Regions from separate parts of the Homo sapiens genome. Here region 2 is linked to region 1. Evidence: chromatin loops called from intact Hi-C (ENCODE). Cell type or tissue: natural killer cell. All regions are shown on one strand. Links, peaks and the distances in the headings refer to the core of each region. The heading gives the core; the rest is flanking DNA.

Evidence for each region. Hi-C counts contacts between places; a loop is a spot of excess contacts. Peaks named below come from ENCODE experiments on the same cell type or tissue, not always from the same donor. Only the 100,000 strongest peaks of a DNase experiment are listed, where the experiment ranks them.
Region 2: a loop joins it to region 1, with 12 times the contacts of the local background. A loop is called at or near these places in 2 of 110 quality-filtered maps.

Annotation. Positions count from the first base shown.
Region 1 is chr14:89,625,074-89,627,884 of GRCh38, reverse strand. It overlaps LOC105370617 (a long non-coding RNA gene), which reads right to left. Exons shown (of 6, transcript XR_944131.3): 2 at 117-252. Among named protein-coding and RNA genes, the nearest start is that of FOXN3-AS2, 50 kb to the right of the region's middle. RefSeq lists enhancers at 1,036-1,095, 1,767-2,340. In natural killer cell, for the core only: no CTCF peak of the experiment used is centred there; DNase peaks (open chromatin) are centred at 1,374 and 1,514; H3K27ac peaks cover 2,248 bases.
Region 2 is chr14:89,465,102-89,467,912 of GRCh38, reverse strand. It overlaps a transcript of FOXN3 not described here. Among named protein-coding and RNA genes, the nearest start is that of FOXN3-AS1, 49 kb to the right of the region's middle. RefSeq lists enhancers at 189-1,108, 1,109-2,028. In natural killer cell, for the core only: no CTCF peak of the experiment used is centred there; DNase peaks (open chromatin) are centred at 750 and 1,272; H3K27ac peaks cover 1,367 bases.

The sequences.
Region 1 (2,811 bases), core at 208-2,707:
ACAAGACAGACGGTTTGCTTTTTAAAGCTGTGACTCTCACAGAATCCACTTAATGTAGCCATATTCTATTCACATGCTTTGATGGGAGGGATGTCGAGGCTCTTCATAAAACTCACCATTCACTCAATGAAAATCTCCTTCTGGGCTGGGTGTGGTGGTTCATGCTTGTAATCCCAGCACTTTGAGAGGCTGAGGCCGGAGGATTGTTTAAGTCCAGGAAACCAGTGTGTGCAATATAGCAAGACCCCGTGTCTACAAAAAATGAGAAAAATTAGCACACACCAGCAGTCCTAGCTACTCTGGAGGCTTAGGCAGGAGAACTGCTTGAGCCTGGGGAATTCGAGGTGGCAGTGAGCTATGACCAAGCCACTGTTCTCCAGCCTCAGAGCAACAGGGCAAGACCCTGTCGAAAGAAAGAAAGGAAGAAAGGAAGAAAGATCTCCTTCTGACCCCCTGCGAGTACAATTTGCATGGTATTAAAAAATGAGAACATAAAAGGATTTAAATTATCTGCTCCTTATTAAGTTAGGGAAAGAAAAGATATCCTCAGCATTTTAAGATGAACCTCTCAAAAACTACTCAGAGTGGCAAGCGGATATAATCTACAGTGTTATTTGACAAGATTGCTCTTCCTAGTCACCACCCACCAAAAGGGAAAGCTTGGAGCTGATTGACTGGCAAGCCATTCATTTTCTGTGAAATAAGGGAAGCACTGGGGGCTTATACGGTAAGGTTATCAAGTATCTTACATCCAAACCTACTTTAAAATGACTGCCACATAGGTAGTGGTTTTACCGGATAGTAACATTTGCTATTTTAAGGTTCAATACGGTACCTTGTAGGCACTGAAAACCCAAGGGATTTTTCTTGGTGGTGATAACAGCTAGAGATAACATAAATTGCCTCTTATTTTGGTAACGAAGACTTGGCATGTTTTTGGTCACTATGGAGGTATCTTAATATAGTACACTAAAAATATAGGTAATCTATTAGTCCATTTTCATACTGCTATAAAGAATTGCCTGAAAGTGGGTAATTTATAAAGGAAAGAGGTTTGACTGACTCACAGTTCAGCATGGTTAGGGAGGCCTACAGGAAACTTACAGTCATGGCAGAAGGCAAAGAGGAAGCAAGGCACCTTTTTTTACAAGGTGGCAGGAAGGAGAAGTGTCGAGTAAAAGCGGAAGAACCCCTTATAAAACCATCAAATCTTGTGAGAACTCACTCACTAGGACGAGAACAGCATGGGGTAAACTGCCCTCATGATTCAATTACCTTGAATCTTGAGGTCTCTCCCTTCACACGTGGGGATTGTGGGGATTATGGGGATTACAATTCAAGATGAGATTTGGGTGGGGACACAAAACCTAACCATATCAGGTGAAGTATGACACCCGCTGTGTAGCCATTACGAATTTTGATGTATTTTCATAAGATTATTGTTATCATTAGATGAGCATTTGTTGCAAAAACAGAAGAGTTCACACCACTCACCCAACTTCCTGTAATGTTAGTACTCAAATAACCATGACACATTTACCAAAACTAAAAAATTACCACTGATACAGATGATTAACTAAACTACAGACTTCATCTGGAGTTCCCCACCATTTCTTGTGAATGAGAGACTTTAGCACCAATTTGAGCTAGAGGGTCCAAGCAGCCATAGCAGAACTACATTAATTCAGACTGGCTGGGACTAAACATAAAGATGGCTCAAACAAGCTCTAACATCTACCACTTGGCGTGCCAATACTTTGCATGCATGATCTAATTTCATCCTCCACAAAAATCCAGGTTGGGGGAGGGTAGTGGATACTATCACATGCACTTTGCAGATAAGACCGTGGGGCCTGGGATATCAGGCAATATGTGGAAGACAGCTGAGCTGGGAGACAACAGAGCCCAGATGTGAACTAAGACATCTCTGATTCAAAAACCCACGATCACGACCACAATGGCACAGACTGAAGTGCACCTAATCCAGGTGTGATGCAGAGACCGCCTCTTTCCACCAGCAGTCTTGCCCAGGACCCACCTTCCAAAGGTCATCTGGATCAACTGTAGCGGGTGACCATATGTGGGAGGTTGTCCCGTAACAATGACATGCGCCTCTCAATGACACGGGGTGTTCTGTGATGTGTGGAGTCAGTTTCCACCCTCGACACCCCTACCCTGCGTGTCGCAGGAGAAGCCCTCCCGGTCTCCAGCAGCCTCTGCGGCTCTCCTTCCTCCCGGGCTGGGAGTGGGGCGGCTCGCGGCTGGCCTGCTCCGGGGCCAGAGCAGCTGGGAGGGGCGCAGTGCAAACATCCCCACGCGCCTTTTGCTTTTCTTTCCTGAGTGGTTTAAGGCTTAATTAACGTGTGTAAAGTGATCTGAAATGCGGGAATAAAAAGAGCTGGGGAAGTGCAGAGTGTGGATGATTACCTGAGGCGAGACAGCTGAGAAAGGGAGGCCGAGGGAGACAAAGGGGGGTCTGGAGAGGCTGGGAGAGGCCTTCCCGCAGCAGCCAGCTGGTTGGCTGAGAGCCAGATTGGGCTGTTTTTTTGGCAGCGTTCTGCCCCACGCTTTCCTCTCAAGGCCTTCTTCGCAGCCCTGCTTGGTAGTCAGGCCCCAGGATAAATGATTCCTAAAGGGCCTGAGCCAGAACTGAGAAGGGGGTCTGAGAAACACAAGCTGTGGGCCATTCCATGACTGGCTCTGTAGGAGCCGGGGATGAGATGCCGCCCATTAGCCATTATTGCCAAAGCAAGCCCGGGTTTGGTCAACGAAGGAATAAATGTGATAGATATCAGAGAGACAAAGGAATCA
Region 2 (2,811 bases), core at 250-2,749, 160 kb after region 1:
TTTGGGAGGCTGAGGTGGGAGGAAGGATTGAGGCCAGGAGTTTGAGACCCTCCTGAATAACATAGTGAGACCTAATCTCTACCCAAAAAAAAAAAAAAAAAAAAAAAACAAAGAAAGAAAAGAAAAGGAAGAAGAAGAATTAGCTGGGAGCTTGGTGGGCTTGGTGGCACTTACCTATAGTCTCAGCTATTTGGGAAGCTAAGGAGGGAGGACTGCTGGAGCTTGAGCCCAGGAGTTTGAGACTGCAGCTGGGCAACACAGTGAGACCCCATATGTTTAAAAAAAAAAAAAGCAAGAGGGAACAAAATGTTTTAGCTTTAATTTTCTTCCTTCCTGTGCTGTTTTGCCTTTTTTTTTTTAAAGGGCATGTTTATCACTTAAAAAAAATTTACATTTGGCTAATCCGTTTATGTCGGGGATTAGGTGGACCATTTAAATTTTCTTTTAATTTTTCGGCATTTAAAAAATATGTCATCAGTAATTGTATTTTAAAGTGAAACAGCTGGACATAACTCTCTCCAAGAGCCCCTTCCAGATTAGAAATTTCCCATGTTCCCAGCCCCTTTTCTACAACGTGTAATGAAGCCATGTTTCCTGCCCACAAGGATCTCAGAGTTACAGCAGGTGGTGGATGGCGACACGCACCCCGGGAACAGGCGAAGCTGTGGGATCACACCAGTCTCTGCTGGATGTGGGCTTGTCCTGCCGGGCCAGCCCTCACTTTCTTCCCTAGCAGAGAGCTGTGTCTGAGTCTGGGTGGAGAGCCACCGTGAGAAGGGGGTGTGATGTGCAGCTGCCTGTGCTTGGGAGTCCCGGGCAGGCTCCAGCAGGCTCCGTCCTGGATTGGATCTGAGTTCATGATTATTACCATCGCCCAACAGTGGTAGGTCCCAGCAACGAAAGCTAACGCTGCTTTTGTGTCAGGCGCTGTGATCACGTCTTTATGTGCAGACACTGTAGCTACTGTTTTTCCTCCCCATTCCATAGATGAAGATTCAGATGTTCTCCCTTTCTTCTGCCTTACTTTTTCAGTAATGAAAGCAGTGTGCCCCCACCTTGCCGTAGGCCTGAGGGGATCAGTGTGGTGACTGGAACAGTAATTGAAATGAGAAAACCCTCGAGAGAAATGTAAAACCCAAAGGGAGTGGTACAGGTCCTTGGCCAGCTGCCCCAAGTCCCATGTAATTCTCTGTGCCGTGCTAGAGGGGTGGCTTTAGTTAGGGAGGCCTTGTAGCCTGTGGTCCCTGGTGAGAGTCTGTTCACACCTCCCTTGCAGCACTTCCTGTGTTGTAACTGCTGCTGCGGGTGGTGTGCTTCACTAGGCTGTGGGCTCCTGGTGGGCAAGGTCTTGATTCATCTCTCAAATCCAAATGCCTAGAATGGGCCCTGAATTAGGACTCCAAGCACGTTTCCAACATGGACAGGGTTAGTGCTCTTGGGCAAAACAGTTATCTGAGCAGTCAAGAGGCCTTAGAAAGCAACTGGCACGAAAAACATATTCCCTGCATTTGCCGTCAATTGGAAGAGGATGCAAAAGAGGAGAAATAAGTGGAGCTTCATTTTAGTTTGTGGCAAAGTCATACTTGTCAGCAAAATGGCGGCCCCCGGGAGGTCTGGATGTATTGGTTACTCACATCTCAGTTTGCCTTAAGCGGATCAACTTGAATGCCTTAGACGACCAAGTTGTAATTTCGGAAGGCACAGATACTAATGGAAAAGAGATGAAAAGGAAGAAAATGAAGTGGAAGCTGCAGACTAGAGGCATTCAGTCGTTGCTGGAGGCTGGAATACCAGGAAGTTCCTGGAGGGGCAGCCCTGTGTTTGCTGGCTGACTCCTCCCTACCCACCTGCTCAGTGACGATCACACTGTGACTTATGTGGGGGGCAGCTGGTAGATACTTTGTGTGTGCATGTGCATAAGTGAATAAAGCTAATGAGATGGAGATGGGAATGACCCTGATATTCTGTTCAAATAATCAGCCTGTCTTAAAGGACACTGTTTTATGTAAACCTAAAAACTGGAAACAATGTTTGAATTAATTTTACAATACAATCCAGAGTGATGTCCTAGCTTACTGCATCTAGAAAGCTCTTGAGTTGAGATTTAAATGGAAAATTCCAAGTGTCTTCTCCCTCAGTCAATGATTAAGAACAAATCTTCATCAATTGGAGAGGATGTAACATAGCCTCTCAGTACCTGAAATGATAAATAGCTCAAGTTGGAGGTATTAGATCACACCTCACATTCTTTGCAACTCTGAACCCTGTGAGTTTCAGGGAGTCTCTTTTGAGTGCAGACAGTGGTACAAAACATAACCTTGTGGGACCCCCTTGAAAAGTTCTTCTGGATTGTATTAGTCCGTTCTCATGCTGCTAATAAAGACATACTCAAGCTAGGCGCGGTGGCTCACGCCTGTAATCCCAGCACTTTGGGAGGAGGGTGGATCACGAGGTCAAGAGATTGAGACCATCCTACCCAATGTGTTGAAAACCCGTCTCTACTAAAAATACAAAAATTAGCTGGGAGTGGTGGCGGGTGCCTGTAGTCCCAGCTACTTGGGAGGCTGAGGCAGGAGAATCGCTTGAACCTGGGAGGCGGAGGTTGCAGTGAGCCAAGATCGTGCGACTGCACTCCAGCCTGGCAACAGAGCAAGACTCTGTCTTCAAAACAAAACAAAACAAAAAAAAACAAAGACATGCCAGAGACTGGGTGATTTATAAAGGAAAGAGGTTTAATTGACTCACAGTTCTGCATGGCTGGGGAGGCCTCAGGAAACTTACAATCATGGCAGAAGGGGAAGCAAACACATC